Regions from separate parts of the Homo sapiens genome. Here region 1 is linked to region 2. Evidence: chromatin contacts called from ENCODE Hi-C data. All regions are on one chromosome and are shown on one strand. The core of a region is the stretch at or near the end of the contact, and the rest is flanking DNA. Distances in the headings are between cores, read along the strand shown. Region 1 holds the start of TRAF3 (TNF receptor associated factor 3). Region 2 holds the start of CCNK (cyclin K).

Region 1 (6,355 bases), core at 3,088-5,587, 3.3 Mb before region 2:
GCGTGGTGGCAGGCGCCTGTAATCCCAGCTACTCGGGAGGCTGAGGTAGGAGACTCATTTGAACCCAGGAGGCGGAGGTTGCAGCAAGCCGAGATCGGGCCACTGCACTCCAGCGTGGGCAACAGAGTGAGCCCCTGTTTCAAATAAAATAAAATAAATAAATAAATTTATTTTAGAGCCAGGGATCTCACTGTGTTACCCAGACTAGAATGATCCTCCCACTTCATCCTCTGGAGTAACTGGGACCACAGGTGCGCATGCCAGGCTAGGAAGGGGCTGTTTAACATTTACACCCCTTCCCCTGCCACTTTGGAGACTTTCAACCTGCAATGAAAAATGGTAGGGACAGCAAAGTGGTGCCACCCAGGTTAGGGCCTGCTGCTCTGTTCCCCTCCACAGACCATGCCCTTCACAGTACAGTATGCATGACCCACATGAGCTCCCAGTCACAAAAGGCCCTGCCTGGCAAGAGCCAAAGGCCAGCACATGCAACTTCCCAACTGGAAACCCAATGACCAGCAGCATGGCCAGCACTGCATCTACTGGCAAGGAGTGACAGGATGGCAAGCCGTCAGATCCCATCTTACCAAAACAAAGTGGGAGGGGGCCCTGTAAGAGGGACCAGATGGCCCCACTATACCAGAGCTTTCCTGACACTGGGCCTCAACTCAACGCCGCTTCCCAGAAGACTTTCTCTTTCCCTTATGGTGGATTCCCACCACGCTTCCAGAATTCTACACAATCCACTAATTCATTTCATCCTACATTTTTACTTTCTGGTTTCTTCCTGGTGGGAGAAAGTATTCTCCCCCGAAGGGTTAGCACCCTGAGGGCAGGATGGTAGATTTGCATTTTTCCTTATCCTTCCTGCCACAAGCTCCTGTCCTGGTCTGTCTCAGTCAAGTATCTGCTGGTTTCTGGCATGTCCCTTCACTGTGCACAGGGGCCAAGATGGCCTATATCCCTGCAAATCACACCCTAGCAGATGGGTGCTGTGTCTCACTCTTCCCAGCACGGTAACCAGAACATTATGAGAACTCAGGGCACATTAACTGAATATTAATTAAATGAGAAAAAGACTCCCAAGTCCCAATTAACAATCCACTTATCTCGAGGAATACAGAATGCAGCATCGATTCCAACCTGATTCCTAAAGTTGATAGAAACCAACAGGCATCAACATTTATGACATCCCACTACCTGCCAGCCTACTCCAAGTCATCTGTACAGGCCGACAATAAGCTTCACCGAAAGAAAAAAAAAAAAGGTATTATGCTTAATAGTAAAAAACTCTGCCTTCTCCCTAGGGTGGTCTGTCTCCCCACCCCCTTTCCTGGAATAGTGTTGTGCAGAACTTAGTCAATAAAGGCTTTCTCAAATGAGAAAGCCATTTTGTATTTTAATTATGAATAATAAATTTTACACAAGCACACATAACATTTTCTCGGTTTTTTTTTTCTTTTCTATTTAAAACTGCATTTTCTTCTATTTCCATTCGCGTCTTTGGGACCCAAAGCCTGCTGCGGTGGTGCAAACCACATGGCACCTATCCCCTGTACCTCTCCCGGGCGTCTGGGCCTCCCTCATTCTGGCTTCATCACTCCTGCTGAAAGCAAGTCTAAGCATCATTTCCACAATCAGGCCTCGGCTGCTTCTCTCTGGTAGCCTTCCAAATCCTCTGGCCTCACCTCCTTCTTTCTCACTCTTCCCACTTTCTCTGTATCTGAAGTCAGTTATTATGACTCTTCCATGCAAAAAAAGAACACCAAGTGATTTTTCTTCCTCCATGAACACTCGCAAAGCAGCAGCAAGGGGTCCTGATTCCATGGAGTGGACCCTAAGGGCCTTGGCCACGAGACGTCGCCTCTGCTAAGTTAACAGTTCTTTAAACTGACCATTGCAAGGAAATTCAGCTATTGCATAATACTTGATAGGTTAGATCACTTGCTGTTTGGAGAGTCTTGCTATATGAAGATGAGAAAATAGAGTTGGGCAAATTTAACGCAATTTCCTTTGTTTGCTTGAGCTAGCTCAGACTTGCAACGCCACAGTGGCAGTTTTATCTTTCTTAAAGTACAGCTTTAACATCATAAAAAAGGATTTTAAGGGAGTGATCAATCATTCTCACCTAACCTGACAATATCATTAGCATACGTATCCTGACAATACCCTAGAAAGGTCCTTCTTGAGTTGCACAGTGAAAAATTAAAGGGATTCTTGCAGGAGTATTTAGAGAATCAGAATCCGCAACGCAGGCTCAGATGTCTCAGTTAAATGAAGGACTTTCTTCAAGGCACAAACAAGAGTAGGGATATTTTGATGGTATTAACAGAAACAACTGGCCACTGTTACTGCCTGTTTCCAGTGAAATGTCTTTACAGCCTCTCACTGAGTGAAGCCATCTTATTAATTCCAAAAGAAGGGACAGCATCCAAGGAAAATAATTGGTCTTCTTTCCCCTCGCAGAGAAATTCACATGAATGTCTCAAAAAAAAAAAAAAAAAAAAAAAAAAAAAGCTGGAATTCTCCCTGGCCAGCTCTCTCTCCTTTCCTGGCTTCTGCATTGACAGCTGGAACAGATGGCGTCTGGGTGAGACACCTTACATCTTAACCCTTATCCATGATAAGGTCTGATTTTCACCAGCGATGCTGGAATCCAAGGTCTGTCAGGGTTTCCGTCATGAGCACCCACTCACAGGATTTCCAGTCCCATGTGATGTTTTCCAGTTTTCATATCGATAAGGCTTATCTTGTTTTGGCCAAAGAATTTTCATCTTTAGACTAATTCTTAACATTTACATTGTCACAACGCGGCGAAAAGGTACACATTTCCTCTCATTTGAGAAAAGAACGCTGTACACTATTTTGCCAGACATCCTACATATGATGCAGTCTGTTCACAGGCCATTTTCAAAGACGTGAGAGACATGAGAAGATCTCAGGACGAACTGATGGTCCACTTGGCCATTCCCTACAGTAAGAATTTTATAGACAAATACAGGGTAACAGCAAACAACATTTCCAAACGCTCCGGCAGTGTGTAGTCGCAGCAAATGCTAGGAAAAAAAATAAATAATGGCTCCTCTTCAGTTGTATGCCGTGAATGTAAATTAAGAAGCCGCTACAACGCTCGACATAACCTTTCTGACGCCACAAAAATGAATGAATTATATCCATACACACACACAGGCACACACACCACGCACCACGCATCACATGTCATTCTGAAAACTGATTCTGAGCTTAATTCGAAAAACGTGAAATACAACTGGTCCCGTCAACAGCTCGTAATCTGAAGGTTTCTTGCATTTCCAAGCACGTCCATAACACCTCATCCGTTTCCAGTTTGTTACTGTTTCCAACCGAAGGGAGAGAATTTTCCACACAGAATTATCTCCTCGGGTCCAAATACTAGACCGAAGTCCCCACACGGGGCTGGCTGGCGGCGTGGAACCGGCCAGCCCGCCGAGAGCCGCCTGGCGCCCGCGGGGAAGACGCAGAGCCCGCGGCCAGGAGCCGCCCGGTGCCCCGGGAGTCGCCGGCCCTCGGCGGCCGCGCGAGGGGGATTCGCGCCCTCTGCCCATACCCGGACCCCCGCGCCGCCCGCCAAGCGGTCGGAGGCGCCTCTGAGGCGGAATGACTCAGGACCAACTTTCCAATAACGCCCGGGCCCCCCCGGCCGGCCCGGGCAGCGCGCTCGGCCACGCAGCCCCTGAGCCGCCCGTCCCCCCGCGTGAAACCCGCGGCCCCGCGGGGTGCCGGGTCCTCAACGCCAGCGGGGGTCACGGCCGTAGCGAGGCCTGCGCGCCCCGTTTCCTGAAAAGGTGCGGGCGCCCCGGCCCCCTCGGGCCCCGAGCCCGGCCTCCGGGACAAAGTTTGCCGAAGTTGAGGCGTCCGGAGGCGGGAGGCAGCCCGGCTGGGGCGCGGGGCCAGGCTGAAGCCGCGCCCCGCCGTCGCCGCTGGGACGGGCCGGGCCTGCGCCGCGCCGGGCCCGCGCCGGGCAGCCCCGAGGCCCCCGGGCCCCGCCGCCCAGGGCGCGGGATGGAGGCGACGGGGATGGAGGCGCCCGGCCGCGCGCCGGAGGCCCGCCCGCCCGCCGCGGCCCCTTACCTCGCGGTCCGTCGCCGCTCGGCCGGCTCAGGGGCGCCGGGCGCGTCCTCCGCCGCGGTCCGCAGCGTTCTGCTCCCCGGGCTGCCCCATGGCGGGGGGCGGGGAAGAGCCGGCGGCCGCCGCGGCTGCCGCCGGCTGGAAAGTCCCGGCTGGGCTGCAACCCCGGCTCGCGCACGCGGCGGCCGCGCCGCGCTCCCTCGCTCCCTCGCTCCCTCACGCAGCCCCGCGCAGGCACTTCCTCTCGCGCGCTGGAAATCCCCGGCGCGCCCGCCGCCCCGCCCCCGCCGCCCGCGCGCGTGGGAGCGGCAGGAGCCCGCGAGCGCCGCCGGCCCCACGCGCCCGCCGGCCCCCCGCGCGCGCCCGCGACCCGTTGCTAAGGGCCCTAGCGCCCGGCGGCCGCCCGCCCGGCCTTAGCAACGGCGGCGCCGCGGCGCGGGGCGGGGACGGCCCCGGGCGCCCCCCGCCTCCCTCCCGTCCCCGCCGCGCGCCCCGCGGGCCTCCTCGCTCTGCGCCGCCCCCGCCGCGCCCCCGCCGCCGCGCGTCCCCGCGTCCCCGCCTTTCCGGGTCAAAAAGCCACGCAGGCCGCGTGGGGGCCGAGAGGTGCTGGCGCCGCTCCTCCCCGCGGCCACCTCGCCCGCACCCCCCACGCCAGCATAGCATACGCAGCCCCCGTGCGTGCACGCCCGTGTGCCCATGGCCACACGCGACCCCTACGCACACGCACGGGTCCGATATGCGGCCCCCCGCACTGTCGCGGACGCATACACGACGGTCACATTCCCCTCAAGCGGACACGCACACACACGCTCACCAACACCGTGCGCACGCGTACCAGGCCACGCACCCTCGCGCACACGCAGGTGGGGCTGAGGGTGACTCAGGCCGTGGAGCCCCTTTTCGCATGCAGAGGGCAGGGCTCCACATTAGTTTGGTGGCACTTTCCTTTCTCCCTCCCTTGGACCCTCCCACGCCCCCGGAGTGGTGTCTTGCTCACGGGTGGACAGGGTAGCCAGTTTGCCACGTGCCCCCAGCGTCCTCGGCGGTCCTGGCTGCCCCTGCGCCCCCTGCACCCTCCACCAGGCCGCTGGGGCCTGCGCATTTCTCCCGAGGCCTCTGCCTTCTGCCCCAAAGGCATCAGTGGTGTGTCAGTGATTCACCTAGGCCCACCAAGGCAGCACCCAGCCTGGCTGGGCCTGGCGAGGTGGGAAGCGAAGGGAGGGCTTCTGGGAGGCTCTGGGCCAGCTGAGGGGTGAGGCCTTCGCTGGAGTTTGCAAGTCAGTGGTGAGGGGACAGAAAGGACTTTGCATTTTTCACTTCTCAAGAAGGCTTATAAAGAGCCCTACCCCAGAGCTGAGACCAGTGTGAGTAGCCAAGGCCAGTCTGCCTTCTTGTATTGCTCCAGTGACTCATGTGAGTGGAGGCAGGAAGTCCAGCATCTCCTCCTACAGCTTCACCCATGGAACGTTCCAGAACCCCAGATAGTCCGACCTGGCTGCTGGAAGTCTATCTGGACATCAGAGACATTGGACCATGTCTCTGGCTCCATTAGCCCAACAGATGCTTGTTCTACAGCCACACTCACCAGGCCACAGTGGCACCCCCGTCTGCGCCACAGGCACAGCTCTTTTAGAGGTGACAGGCCCGCCTTCGCCGTCCCTCACAGGGACCTATGGACTCCAGCGGTCTCCCCCACCCCCATGGTGGACTCCCCTTGGGAGCCTCAGGTGCCCTTTCTTGCCTGTCAGGAGTTGGGATGTTACTGACCTCAGGCTCAGGGTCCCAACCACTTCCCATAGCCCAGGCACTGAGGCCTCCCATGTCCCCAGCCCTGCTTAGCCCACAGTCCTGGCACCCTGTCGACTGGGGCCCACTCCCAACGCCTGCCTTATGCTGTGTGTTACCTATGGCCTGGTTTAACTTTGCCAAAATCAGGAAAGACTCCCTTTCCTAGGCTGGACTATTTTTGGTTGTTTTAAAAGAAGCAGGACATGGACCGGGCATGGTGGCTCACACCTGTAATTGCAGCACTTTGGGAGGCCGCGGGCAGGCAAGTCACCTGAGGTCAGGAGTTCGAGACCAGCCTGGCCAACATGGTGAAACCACGTCTCTACTAAAAACACAAAAATCAGCCGGGCGTGGTGGAGTGTGCCTGTAATCCCAGCTACCCAGGAGGTTGAGGCAAGAGAATCACTTGAACCCAGGAGGCGGAGGTTACAGTGAGCTGAGATTGTGCCATTGTACTCCT
Region 2 (5,800 bases), core at 827-3,326:
TTGATCTCTCAGACTCAAGTGATCCTCCTGCCTCAGTCTCCCAAGTAGCTACTACAGGCATGCACCTCCACATCTGGCTAATTTTTTGATTTTTTTTTTGTAGTGGTGAGGTCTCACTATGTTGCCCAGGATGGTCTTGAACTCCTGAGCTTGTGTGATCCTCCAGCTTTGGCCTCCCACAGTACTGGTATTATAAGCGTGAGCCACCACCTCTGGCCTCACCTGGCCTTTTCTCACTGAAGCTCTGCTGGCTTCAGGGAATCAGCTCTCCTTTCCCAAGTACTCATAAACTTGTTGGCTCTTCCAACAAGATTCTAAAACAGATTATTAATAGGTTCCTAGTAGCCAAGAGCCATCGAATGGTTCTATGTGAAAACAGACATTTACCAGATTCTAGTCTTCTATCATTAACTGTACTTTTAGGATTTTTCAAAATCTAAGAATAACGATTTTATAAAGTCATCTGCAAATACTCTGGTATACAATTTACCTGAGCTTAAAAATATGATCACTCTGTAATCTCCTCAATTACCTTGAATTTAATTCCTCTAGATTTTTTTGTCCTTATCCAATTTTAAAGAAAACAAGCAGAAAACACTGTCCTCCCTTTCAGACACTCAGCAGAGTCACTGCTTTCAAATATAATGTCCTGAAATGAACTAGCCCATTTTATAGGCCACAGCTATGACCAATTTTTCTTTATGACATTCAATTTTAGAAACAGCATTTAAAATTTAAGAACCTCATTAACAACTCGAATAGTTTTTATTGCTTGTTAGTGCAAACTACATTTTCAAAATGGAACAAATTTAAACAGGATTTGCCCAGAAATCAACTAATATGCTTGAATAATGCATCACAATATAATCGAAATGAGATAAAAGAGGGAAAAAAACCCTAAAAGACACCAGCGGTGGTCACTCTGAATAAGACAATCTTGGATAATTATTATATTCATAGTCAAGATTATTTAACAGGTAAGCATCCTAAGGGCACTTTAATCCAAATGTCTATCAATACTACTACCACTACCATCATCCATCCATTCTTTCATTCAGCAATACAGAGGGCTTATTAAACGTCAGGCAGTGTTCTAGGCGCTGAAAGCTCCTCGCTTTCATTCTAGCAACATCATTCATACAAACCTTTAGCGGGCACCTACAACTGCAAGGCATTGTGCTAGGTATCTGTAAACAGCGATTTAGATCGAGATACACAAACATCACCAAGTTTCTCTTAAAAACACAGAAGACCACCCTTAAGAAATGCTCTTAGAAATAGTTCCTAACCTCAGATGACTTAGCGAAAGCTCCGTTTAACTGGCAGTCTAAATTTAGGGAGCATTACCGAGCCTATCTTGGGCAGACAATCGTTTAGGAGCTGTCACATAACCTCTAGACTTACGCTCCAATTTTCTAAAGAACAATTTCTCTCATAACAAACCAAATCAACCACCAGGAGCGGGTCCGTAAAGACGATGTCTGGGCAAGAACGAAATCTAATCCCGGAAGTGCCTTTTCCTCATCTTAGCCGCACCCTCGTTACGTGGCTCTCCAAAACTCCAAAGTCGGAGTACCCTAGACATGGAACAACCTCCAAAAAGTTTCAGGCCTAGCCAAGGTTGGGACTAATACGCCGCGAAATAATCGGGGAGATATGAGAAGTCTGTGGCTGTGAGACTGTGCGCGGTTAACACCGCTGCCCCTTTTGCCCAACCCCTAGAAAGTTCCCCAACTCTGACTGCCCCCCAGTGCGAGGGCCGCTACCAGTTCTAGGGTGAGTCCGGCCTCCCTGCCCCGCCCCGGCGCCTCAGACCCTCTCTACACGCCCGCCCCACAACCCCGCGTCGCCCGCAAAGTTCAATGTGTACCGGAGGTTAGCGGAGGGAGGCAGAATCCGGAAAGAGAGACTCCGCCAGTGGATAGCGGCGGTTGGCCATAACCTACTCCGACCTCCAGATACGCGGGAGGTGGGCGGCGCTGCCCTCAGTCGGTGGGTCACTCACCCCTCGCTTCAGGCAAGCCCCTCAGCGACGTCTCTCCTTGCCGACTGCGGCCATCTTGTATATGGAATGTCGGGGACCTACGTCATCACGCTGCGTCCTGAGACGCCACCAAGCGACCGGAGGGGCGGAGAGAGTAGGATGCCTGTCAACCAATGGGAAGAAAGCAGAGCTCTCAAAAGAGGAACGAGCCGCCGCTCTCCTCCCCGCCCGCCCCGCGGGTCAGTGGCTGCTGCTTACAGAGGGAGGAGCCAGCCACAGGGCCCATCCCGTCGGTCCCGCCCCTCGGGGCGAAAAGGCATTCTGGAGCAACCGAACCTGCTAACGGAACTTGGGCGCGTAGGCGGGGCCCGGGTCGAGATTCGTCCAATCAAAGCTCTGGCGGGGGCGAACGCAGCCAGTTGCGACATCGTGGTTGGCGGCGGCTGAGCCGGCCGCTCTTGCCCCCGGGAGCTGCCAGCCCACTGGCTGGGGAGGACCCCGAACGGAACGCCGGCTGGGTGGCGGGGCGGGGCCGCGCCCATGCGTCCGAAGCGTGGGCCAATGAACGGCGGCGGCTGCGGCCCGGGGGCGGGGTCCGGGGCGGGAGGAGAAGCGTTGGGCCGCGGTCGCGGGGCCGTCTCAGGCTGCCGTCCCGCCCCTCCCGTCCGGCCGCCGCCGCCGCCACCGCCGCCACCGCCTGGGGGTTGGTTGAGGCGGACGGCGGGGTCCGGGCCGGAGTACGTCGTTCCCGCTGCGCTAGGGGAAGCGGGCAGGTGAGTGCTGGCGGCGGTCTCTGCGCCCGCGCGGCCCGCGGGGGAAACTCGCGCCGCGTCTCCGAGCTCTGCGAGGCCGTCCCTCGCCCTGGCCAGCGCCCCTCGGCCGAAGTCCGGCCCGCGCCCCCGCCAGGGTCCCCGCCGGCCGCTGTGGCCCCGGGGCTTGAAGGGGCAGGTGTGCGCTCGGGGGCCAGGGCGAGGAGGGCCCGGCGGGGTCGGAGGGCGCCGGTCGGCCTCTGCCCGGGCGCCCTGCGGGGCGAGAGGCGCGCGCTCGCCGCTGCCCTGTCCCCTCTGGCGCCCACGCTCCCGGGCCCCGCGCCACCCGGTCTCGAGGTGGTGCCAGGTGCAGGCAGCGCTCTCCCCGAGCTTGCCCCGCTGTCCCCGGCCCTCGCGCCTGCTCTCGGGTGGGGCCCGGGCCCCTCGCGCTAGTCGGCTCGGCTCTGCGCGCGGCCGGGTCGCGCTCCCATTTCCTTCCTTCCTCCCGTCACCCCGCTGCTCGGGGAAGGCTGTGCGGTTTTATGTTCCTCTCTGCGAGTTCTCGGTGCCCACCAGGGTGCCCGGGGACCAGCCCCCGCCTCCTCCCGCGCCGTCCAGTTAGGAAGACGGACGTAGGAAATAGGTCGTCTTTCTTCCCACGCGCCCCTGGCCGTGCTCCACACGCGCAGTGCCCTACTAGGGAGAGGCAATTCGGTGCTTTAGAGTTTGTCATTCCGGCGTTAACTCTTCCTCCTCGTGGCTCCAGCCCGGCGATGCAACTCTTGTCTTTTCCCGGTCTCCACTTGGGAAAAGGAGCTGACAGTGACGCGCGCCCCTGGCTGCGGGGCTCACCCCTGCCCGGCCGGTGTTGGGAGGAGGGCATTTCAGTGTTGCAAAGGCATTCGCGGGTTAGGACCACTCGGACCGTGTTATTTTGCTTTTCTAAATAAATAAGGTGATGTTTCAAAAGCAAAAATACTTTTAAAGTATGCTGACAAATCAATTTTGCTTTTAAGAATCCTCGAAGAGTTACCCCATCTTCGTAGCCTGATTGTGGTGCTGATGAGGCCACTATAAATGCGTTTGTCAGAACTCAGAACCGGACACTGAAAAGTGTGAATTTTATCTTATGTAAAATATACCTCTCCCTCTCCCGTTTTTCTTCTTGAAATGACCTTGCCAGTATTTCAAAACTGAACTAACCAGTAATAATCTCGGAGAAGTGTTTATTATTTTAAGCGAATACATTTAACCCAAGAATATAGCAAAATAAAGCAGTCTTCCTCTCCACTGTTAAAATTTGCCAAGACTTGCTTGAACCTTGCTGTATGTACTGTGTTTATACGGGCTACCATGCGTGAAAGTCCAGCAGTACTGGATTAGTCCCAAGGGCTGCCGTGATTGATACTTTGGTGAAATTCCAACAGTTTACCGAGGAGTTTTTCTTCGGCCTAAGAAAGTAGTTTGCAAAGCCAAGTTCTCAAACAGCTACAGAACCTCTTTATTGGGACCCCAGACAACCTTGGATTTTAGCCTTCTGCTACCCCTTTCCTGTCTGCCCTCCAAGTGATTGTAAGTTAATATCTGAAATGGAACTGTAGTCTGAAGGAGTAAAATGGTTGCTTCTCCAGTGTGCTAACATCTCAGTGCTTTTTTTTCCTGGAATTGGAGTGGTGTTGGATTTGAAGATTAGAACATCTTATGTCTGTATGTACGGTTATAGCGAAAGCTTCTCGTAAGAGCACAGTGACTGTCAGTAAGAAAGTGATGGCTGCTGCGCTGCTCTTCCGTGCCGTGGACATTTAGGCCACATTTTAAATGATAATTAAGCTTTTGCTTTAGAAGCCACTGGATAATGAGAAAAATATGGAGGTGATATTTTTCCTATTTAAAGCTTAACCACTGGACAACTGTTTTGGTTTTGAGAGTTCTGATAAACGGTCACAACAGCCTCCTTGGAACACAGTACTCTCCTGCCTGGAGGAGAATGACAGGATGACGGCGCCGGGGAAGGTATGACCATCAGCGACGGAGGCTTGCTTGGAGTGAATATTTAGTAGACAATCATTGAATTCAATGAAAACCAGGTGCATAGTTTGTGCTGTGTAGAGTTGTAGTAAAAATATGAGCAAAAATCCTACCTCCAAGTCAGGGTTACTCTGAATGCTTTGTGACTAGATGTCAGTGTAGTTTGAGGCGTACCAGTTTTCTTCAATGTTTTAATTACATAGAGTCTTTTTTCTTATCACAAATCCGAAGTAGGGTTTAGAACTGTAACTAGTAATACTGTATCTTTCTTTTGTGTAGTTGGATGAATATCCTTCTCTGAGAGGTTATTTATCTTTAGAGACTGGTTTGCCTGTTCCCTGGCTGCTGTGCCTTGTGCTTCTGTTGAGGGTGGAGAGGAAGAGTTTCAAGTGTGTTTCTTTCCCTTGGACCGAAGTCCTGGGAATGGAGTGGTGACTTTGTTCCCTCAAAGAGAACTCGGAGTCATTTATTGCTATGGCATTAAATGTTTTTAACAGAACGGTGAACTTATCTTTATTCTTATGTTACTTTGGATGTTGCTTGTGGCCAGTTATAATATTTGCTTTCTCAATTACCTACCCTTATTTTTGGGCCCTTTTTTTATCAGTGAAAAATCTTTTGATTAGCCGTGCATCTTTTCTCTCCTGCTATAGTCATAGAAGTGTTTATCTGGCTAACAGTTTGTTTTGGGTCATATTTAACCAGTCGAGAGTATTAGAATAAAGAGTCTTGCTTTTTCAGTTTTCTATAGTTTTCACTTCTGTTGCCTTTACAATGGTTTTCTGTCATTGGATTTCCTTTTATCATCTCATTTTTCTATTCATAAATTGGAGAGGTTAACTAATTTGATATGCAAATAGAATTAATTTACATAATATTTACTCTCAAGGTAAAAAATTTCTATCAAAATATTAATATATATTAATATATTTTCCTATTACAAAGAAGTTGAGACTTGGCTTTTTTTTTTTTTTTGAGATGGAGTTTCGCTCTTGTTGCCGAGGCTGGAGTGCAATGTCGTGATCTCGGCTCACCGCAA

Evidence for each region. A loop is a pair of places that touch in the nucleus more often than their neighbours do. Pooled maps may share reads with other maps.
Region 1: a loop to region 2 is called in a pooled map, with 33 times the contacts of the local background. The contact joins the promoter of TRAF3 here to the promoter of CCNK in region 2. A Hi-C loop is called at or near these places in 6 of 50 pooled maps.

Annotation. Positions count from the first base shown.
Region 1 is chr14:102,775,431-102,781,785 of GRCh38, reverse strand. It overlaps TRAF3 (TNF receptor associated factor 3), which reads right to left and starts at 4,337. Exons shown (of 12, transcript NM_145725.3): 1 at 4,111-4,337. RefSeq lists silencers at 3,495-3,554, 3,795-3,844, 4,055-4,664, 4,755-4,814 and an enhancer at 5,525-5,764.
Region 2 is chr14:99,477,685-99,483,484 of GRCh38, reverse strand. It overlaps CCNK (cyclin K), which reads right to left and starts at 2,076. Exons shown (of 11, transcript NM_001099402.2): 1 at 2,006-2,076. SETD3 (SET domain containing 3, actin N3(tau)-histidine methyltransferase) reads left to right here and starts at 2,626. Exons shown (of 13, transcript NM_032233.3): 1 at 2,626-2,757. RefSeq lists enhancers at 1,816-2,185, 2,994-3,495 and silencers at 2,376-2,835, 2,946-3,145.